Regions from separate parts of the Homo sapiens genome. Here all the other regions are linked to region 3. A link is an interaction called in ENCODE POLR2A ChIA-PET data of the cell type or tissue named here. Cell type or tissue: MCF 10A. All regions are shown on one strand. Region 1 overlaps PC (pyruvate carboxylase). Region 2 overlaps PC (pyruvate carboxylase). Region 3 overlaps PC (pyruvate carboxylase).

Evidence for each region. Peaks named below come from ENCODE experiments on the same cell type or tissue, not always from the same donor. Only the 100,000 strongest peaks of a DNase experiment are listed, where the experiment ranks them.
Region 1: POLR2A ChIA-PET joins it to region 3 with 19 read pairs; 7 of 35 experiments call an interaction of 5 or more read pairs at or near these places.
Region 2: POLR2A ChIA-PET joins it to region 3 with 17 read pairs; 6 of 35 experiments call an interaction of 5 or more read pairs at or near these places.

The regions. Positions count from the first base shown.
Region 1 is chr11:66,857,469-66,859,968 of GRCh38, reverse strand. All of the region lies in intron 12 of PC (pyruvate carboxylase), which reads left to right. It overlaps LRFN4 (leucine rich repeat and fibronectin type III domain containing 4), which reads right to left. Exons shown (of 2, transcript NM_024036.5): 1 at 876-2,500; 2 at 1-332. The coding sequence starts at 2,224. Among named protein-coding and RNA genes, the nearest start is that of LRFN4, 1.7 kb to the right of the region's middle. In MCF 10A, no CTCF peak of the experiment used is centred here; no DNase peak of the experiment used is centred here.
Region 2 is chr11:66,879,640-66,882,139 of GRCh38, reverse strand. All of the region lies in intron 3 of PC (pyruvate carboxylase), which reads left to right. Among named protein-coding and RNA genes, the nearest start is that of LRFN4, 24 kb to the right of the region's middle. RefSeq lists an enhancer at 1-164. In MCF 10A, no CTCF peak of the experiment used is centred here; a DNase peak (open chromatin) is centred at 1,109.
Region 3 is chr11:66,935,647-66,938,146 of GRCh38, reverse strand. The region is part of intron 3 of PC (pyruvate carboxylase); the gene reads left to right. Among named protein-coding and RNA genes, the nearest start is that of MIR3163, 2.4 kb to the right of the region's middle. In MCF 10A, no CTCF peak of the experiment used is centred here; a DNase peak (open chromatin) is centred at 1,556.

The DNA.
Region 1 (2,500 bases), 78 kb after region 3:
TGGTCTGGGACTGGACGTGGCTGAGCTTGAGGGGGAGGCGGCCATTTCCGGCCCCCCGGCCCCGAACCAGCAAGGCCACAGTGAAGACCAGTAAGGCAGCCACCAGCACACCCCCCACGGCCACGGTCAGGGTCCCGCCCAGCACGTGGGCCTGCAGGGCGTGGCACAGGGGCGAGGCCGGCAGCGTGGAGAAATGGGCACAGCCCAGCAGCCTGGTGGCCGTGAGGTCAGAGGGCCCAGCGGCCGGTGACAAGGCCAGCAGGCAGAGGTCATAGTCAGCGCCGGGGACGAGGTGCTTCAGCAGGAAGTGGTGGCTGGAGGCTGGGACAATCCTGCAGGCAAGGGCAGGTGGTCAGAGCCCGGGGCTGGGGTCTAGCCCCATCCTCACCTCCCCACTCCCGTGCTCCCAGCTCCAAACACCCCTCCCCCTGGGGCCACTCGGGCTCTTGGGTTCACTCAGGAAGGTGAACAGGCTGGAGAGTGTGGCCAGGAGATGGGTGTGTGCACTGGCACAGGACGCAGGCAAGCGAGGGGAATGGGGTGGGGGGATGGCACCAGCAGAGGCAGAAATAACACGCGGGCGCGGGCCATGTGCTTCAGACAGACCCAACCGCCACCTGCTGCCGGGGAGGCCTGCACAGCTCAGTGACACCTGGGACATCTCGGGGTGGGGTCCTTCTGCCGCCCCTTGAGCTCCAGCCCCCTCAGGCAGCCAGGCCAGGCCAGGCCACTGCTCCTCCAAGAGTCCAGCAGCCATGGTCGGGGAGGGGGTGTCAGCCCCAGAGAGAGGAGGGGTGGAAGCAAAGCCTTGTGGGGAGCAGAGGGCGGAGGAAGGGCGCCGGGAGTGCAGCCGGGTGTGGGGCACGCATCCTCACCGGTAGATGAGGGTCTCATCTTCGCTGCTGTTGTACTGGATTTGGAACATCCACACTGGGTCGGCTGGCCGCCCGGGACCCCAGCTCACCAGCCCTGAGGTGGCGGTCACCTCCGTCACCTGCACGGCTGGCTCAGACTCCAGCGTCCCCTCACCCTCGGCAGCAGTGCGAGCGGAGGCGGCGATGTCCGAGGGCCCGGGGCGGCCCCCCTCGGCACTGCTGTTCCCACCATGGGGCAAGGCCAGCACCCGCAGTTCTACTCGGGCTGTGGCCTCACCAGCAGGGTTGGTGGCGATGCAGGTGTAGCCCCCAGCGTCCCCAGCGCCGGTCACCCCAATCTCTAAGGTCCCGTTGGGGAAAGCCCGGGCTCGGGAGGAGTTGCCAACCAACCGGTCGTCAGGACCGACCCAGTGCATGGTAGGCGCGGGGTCACCCAGGGCCCGGCACCGCAGCGTGGCCCGCTGGCCTTCCAGCACCCAGAGGCGCTGCGTGTGGCGGGCAATGAGGGGCGGCTCACAGGAGAACTCGCCCTCGGGCACTGCCCAGAAGTAGCGGCCGGCCAGGCCGGGCGGGGAGGCGCACGTTTCCAGGTCGTCCGGCCGCGCCAGCCGCCGCAGCCACAGCAGCTCACAGTTGCAGTGCAGGGGGTTCCCGCTAAAGCTCAGCACCAGGGGGGCGGGAGAGGCCTCTGCATCACGCCCACGAGAGAAAAGCGGGTCCGGAGCCAGCGTGGCCAGGCGGTTGGAGGTGAGGTCCAGGCGGGAGAGCTGACCGAGCTGGGCGAAGGCGCCTGGGGGCAGTGCGTCAATAAGGTTATGGTCCAGGTTGAGGGTGTGCAGGGCAGGCATGGCGCCGATGCCGGCCCAGGGCACCTGCCGGAGGTTGTTGTAGGACAGGTCCAGGTCCTCCAGGCTCTCTAGGAAGTCGTCGAAGGCTCCCGGCGCGATGCGGCCCAGCTGGTTGCCGCTGAGGATGAGGTGCTGCAGATTGACGGGGCCCCGGAGGCTCCCGGTGCCCAGCTCCACCAGCCTGTTGCCGTCAAGGTGGAGGGAACGCAGGCTCTCGAGGTCCCCAAAGGCGCGGGCCCCAATGCGGGTGATGGCATTGCGAGACAGTGTCAGGTCCACCAGTCCCGTCATGTTGCGGAAGTCAGGGGGCCCCAGGGCCTGGATGAAGTTGTCAGCCAGCCGCAGCTCCACTGTGCGCCGGTCCACGTTGGGCGGCACAAACAGCAGGCCTCGGTGGGCACAGAGGGTGCTGAGCGACTCGGACAGGTTCTGGCAGACGCAGGGCAGCGGGCAGGCGGCCGCTCCACTGGCCAGCAGCAGCAGCAGGAGCGGCGGGGCCATGGTGAGCGCCCTGTAGGAAGGGGCCACAGCCCAGGCACAGGTGGGGCTGGCGCAGGTGCCCACTTGGGCCCAGGACAGTCCCAGAAGCCAGCTTCTGTGAGCCTGGCCCGGGGAGGGGCTGGGTCAGAGGCCCAAGAGGGCCGCCAGAGATGAGGGAAGGTTGGGGCCTGCAGGGCCAGGCCCCCCAGAGCAAAGGTCACATTTCCCAAGCAGTTAAGGGGGAGTCCAGGCGCTGGGGACAAGGTGAGGCATGAGGCAGGAAGCGGAGGAGGACCG
Region 2 (2,500 bases), 56 kb after region 3:
GGATTTCAGGGACATTTTGATGATTTATTAGACAAATTGAAACTGCCTTGGCTTATCTGGGACATGTGACTGCTGACATTGTTCGTCAGCTCTCGTTGGGAAGCTCTGAGTGCCACTGGTGGCCCTGCTGGAGGCCAGGCCAGTGACAGTTTTATCAGAAGTGGGGTTTTTGGTTTTGGTATTTTGGTTTCCAAGTGCCTGTCACACTGTGCTCCTGATGAAAGCCGTGACTTACTCCTTTAGTTGAGTGAAGAGTCCATAGGCCAACTCTGATGGGTCCGAGCTCCTGCTCTGGAGGGGGCCATATGAAGCGGGCTCCAGGCCGGCTCTGCTGGTGGCCTGGGTGTGTCACTTAATCCCACTGCACCTGGTCCCTTACCTGTACAGGGAGGTGATGAGGGGCTGTGAGGGTTACTGAGTGAGTCTGCGTGAAGAGCCACAGTGGCCCCTGCCTGGCAAGGAGCAAGGCTCTGCTGGGGTCACTGCCCACCATTGTGCCCTCCTCCACTGGCACTGGCCGGGCACCAGGTGGAGCTCAGTGAGTATGTGTTGTGTGCTATGGAAGCGGCAGCTCTGTCAGGAGCGGGGCAGGTGACGGCCAGGCCCTCGCCCTGCCTCAGCCTGCAGGTCGTCGTAGGTGCCTTCCTGACTCCCTTCTGGAAGGGGAATGCTGAGTTATTGATCTGAAGCTGAAGCTGGGAGGGAAATGGAAGCTGTGGAGTCACCCGAGAGGCAGCAGGGGAGGAAGCAGGTGCCCCACACACTACTGGCTTCACTGTGGCTCATTCTTGCTTGCAAGGAGTTATTTACACGTCCCAAGTGACAGTCAAAGCTGTCTTATTTCTTGGTCTCTTATGCACAACCCGAGGCCAAGAAAAGGGATCTGTCAGCTGGCATTTGCAGAAAATAGCAAGTGGGTCTCTGGGCTGTCAGCTCTCTGGAGAGGAAAACAGGGTGAAGGATCTTTGGGTGATGGTGGTTGCTTTTCTCTCACTCACTCACTACTGTTTCCCCATTTCTGAGGTCAGAAAGGGAGAGCTTTGCTTGTGTGTATCACCAGGAGCAAGCAAGACAGTGGCATCCCCCGAGGCGTGTAACTGTAACCTGAGCTGGTTGCTGGCCCTGGCAGCATCCCAGAATGCCCTTCACACCTGGGGCTCTAGCAGCCTCCCTTGAAGAGTTGCGGCTCAGCTCGAGGGAGCAGGAAACGGCTCTGTGGGTTCTGTTAGTAAAGCCCTCTGCATTTCCAGGGAAGCTTCTCAGCCAAACTTGACAACCTTGAGAACTTCTTGATTGCCATCCACCAACCAAATACCCAAAAGCAGGGTGCAGCATGGGACTGCAGCATGGGACTGCAGCATGGGACCGCAGAGGGAGCCTGGCCCCAGCCATTGCTGCCCCCTGCTTCCTGTGCCTGGCCATCGCCTATTCTGTGCCGTGCTGTGAAGATGGCAGGAAGTGCCTGGAATGGTGCCAGCCAGAAGGGCTGCAGACTGGTGGCACTTGCTGGGAATGTGCCATTGTGAGTTGAAAGGCTGGCATACTCCAGTGTCTGGGCTTGGTTTCGTACAGCCTGAGGACCGGGAGTGTCATTAATACCAGAGGCAAGGCTTCTGGGGGTCTCAGGAAGGCCGTCTCCCACCCTCTGCTGCCACTTCCGAGGGTCACCATAGGTGCCTCCAGCTGCAGGGGTTCCTTCTTCTATACCCCAAGTGCTGTGCAGAGGCCCCTGCTCCCTTCGGCTTTGGGGAATGGTCTAGTATTGGGGAGCAGGGGGAGTCTGCCCACCCAGCTCCTCCCTTTGAACCATCCCAGACCCCTCAAGCTCAGCATACCCAGAGTCGGCTTATTCCACCATAACCTTGAAGACCCTGCTTCCTGGAGAGAGGGTGGTGTGAGGGGGCCACGCCCATCTTACAGTGCGGTTTCTCCCAGCCGATGTTGATTCTGGAAAGGCCTGGGTTTCAGATCTGGGAAGGCAGTGCCATTCGATAAGGAAAAACTGGGTTAACCAAGTTCTAGGAAGGGTGCAGGCGCCCTGGGAATGCAGTGGTGTTTCAGTTCATCTTTATGTCTGTTGGGCCCCATCCGTGCCTGGCATTGTGTGCGGGTCAGGGAGAGACAGGTTGGTGGTGGGGGTCTTGTGTGACCACAGCGGTGAGCTTAGTTTCAGGGCCATAACTAGGTTCTAAGGAGCAGTGCAGCCCTCACCCTCCGTCATTCACAGCAGCTCCTGACAGCCTTCCCCAGCCCCACACTGCCTGCTGGCCAACATTTCCGTGTCTTCCGCCTCACTCGGCAGCACATCCCAAATCCATCACAGAAACCTGCCCTCCCGTCTCTGACTGCCTCCTGTCTCAGACCACCTCCCTCATCATCTTGCCAGGTCCCTAGGGGGCCGAGGGAGCAGGCTGTGGGCTGTGGATCAGCTACTCTCTGCGTGACCCAACCTCCCGCCTCCCTGCAGCCAGCGGCCCATGCCAGCTTCTAGGCCTCAGGT
Region 3 (2,500 bases):
GTCTTTTCCAGCCTAGATGTTGGACTTCATAGACAATGATGTTAAATCAACTATTTTAAATTTGTCTAAAGAACTTAAGGAAAATGTGAGAAGAGTGTCTCACCAAATAGAGGGAGGCCAAGGCAGGTGGATCACGAGGTCGAGAGATCGAGACCATCCTGGCTAACACAGTGAAACCCCGTCTCTACTAAAAATACAAAAAATTAGCTGAGTGTGGTGGCACGCACCTGTAGTCCCAGCTACTCAGGAGGCTGAGGCAGGAGAATCGCTTGAACCTGGGAGGTGGAGATTGCAGTGAGCTGAGATGGCATCACTGTACTCCAGCCTAGGCAACAGAGCAAGACTCAGTCTCAAAAAAAAAAAAAACAAAAAAAACCCAGAAATTCTGGAGTTGAACTGTGTAGTTACTGACATGAAAAATTCACTAGAGGCTGAACAGCAGATTTGAGCAGGCAGAAAAAAATCAGCAAGCTTGAAGATGGTACCTTGAGATTTTTCAGGCTAATGAAAAAAGAATGAAGGAAAATTAACAGCCTCAGAGACCCATGGTGCACCGTCACACAAATCAACATATGCATCATGAGAGTCCCAGAAGGAGAGGAGAGAAAGGGTCAGAAAGAATGGCCACAAGCTGATGAAAAACAGTAACCTACCCACTCAGGAAGCTCAGTGAACTCCAATGAGGATGAATATCAGAGATCCACACCTAGATATTTCATAATCAAAGTGTCAAATGACAAAGAATCTTGAAAGCAGCAAGAGATGAGCAACTTATCTTGTTCAAAGGATCTTTGATCAGATTAACAGCTCATTTCTCCTCAGAAATCATGGGAGCCAGGAGATAGTGGGATGAACACTGTTGAAGGCAAAACCTTCAACTGTAATTATTGGACTTTTGAGTCTTAGATGGTCCTGACCTCTTTGTCTTCAGGGACAGTTTTTCAATTTAATCCCTAATAACAATTAGTCAAGCTTCCTTGACCTGTAGGAAGGCCTGTCTTTAGGCCGGGCACAGTGGCTTACACCTGTAATCCCAGCACTTTGGGAGGCCCAGACGGGTGGATCATTTGAGGTCAGAAGTTCGAGACCAGCCTGACCAACATGGCGAAACCCCCATCTCTACCAAAAATACAAAAATTAGCCAGGCGTGGTGGTGCATACCTGTAGTCCCAGCTACTTAGGGGGCTGAGGCACGAGAATCGTTGCTTGAACTTGGGAGGCGGAGGTTGCAGTGAGCCAAGATCGCGCCACTGCATTCCAGCCTGGGAGCCTGGGTGACAGAGCAAGACTCCATCTTAAAAAAAAAAGAAGACCTATCTTTTATAGAGTTCCCTTCCCCAAGTTTTTCTACAAATACCCAGGGATGCTTATGTGTTCCACCAAGTTTGGAACATAGTTAGGGAGTGAAAAACATAGGTTAAATGAATGTCATCTGTCTGGCTTGGTTATTTCCTTGGCCAGCTGTTCTCTTCTGTATGTTGCCTAGTTCTCCCTGCCTCAGGGCTGTTGCTTCACCCTTCATACCATATTGCCTTAAATACACAAACGACCTGTCAGGCATTTCACAACATTTTACTGAATGCTTGGAGATAGCAGAATGGAATTACAATACAGAAAAAGATGTTTTGCTCACAAAGGGGAATTTACCCTTTACCTCAAGAAAAATAGAGCAATTGCCAATAACAATATTGGTGGCCTCTCCCCTGCCCATTAACCATCAAGACGTCAGCAAATACTGGGGTCTAATCTCAACTAGTGTTACTCCAGGACACCATATGGAGCTGACTGCTGATGTTCTGTTCTTGATAATATCCCTTATGTGTGTGTAGCACTTTATAGTTTTTTTATTTCATTTTTTTCTTTTTTTCTCTCCCCCCCCACCTTTTTTTTGTGTGTGTGTGTGACAGGGTCTTGCTCTGTCACGAGGCTGGAGTACAGTGGCACCATCCAAGCTCACTGTAGCCTCCACCTCCTGGGCTCAAGCAATGCTCCCACCTCAGCCTCCCAAGTAGCTGAGACTACAGGCATGTGCCACCACACCCAGCTGATTTTTTTTTTTTTTTTTTTTGAGACAGGGTCTCACTCTGTCACTCATGCTGGAGTGCAGTGGTGCAATCACAGCTCACTGCAGCCTCAACTTCCAAGGCTCAAATGATCCTCCCACCTGAGCCTCCTGAGTAGCTGGGACTACAGGCATGTGCCACCATGCCTGGCTAGTTTTTGTATTTTTTGTAAAGACTGTGTTGCCCAGGCTGGTCTCAAACTTCTGAGCTCAAGCGATCCTCCTGCCTCGGCCTCCTGAAGTGCTGGGATTACAGGCATGAGCTACAGCACTTGGCTAGTTTTATTTTATCAACCAGTTTTCCCTGGAACTGGTTATGGTTGTGGTTTTGCTGCTTATGGATGACAGACCCGAGGTTCAGAGAGGTTCAGTGTCTCTCTCAGCTTCACTAGGAAGAGTTATAGCCAAGCTCTGACAGCAGCAAACCAGATTCTGGCC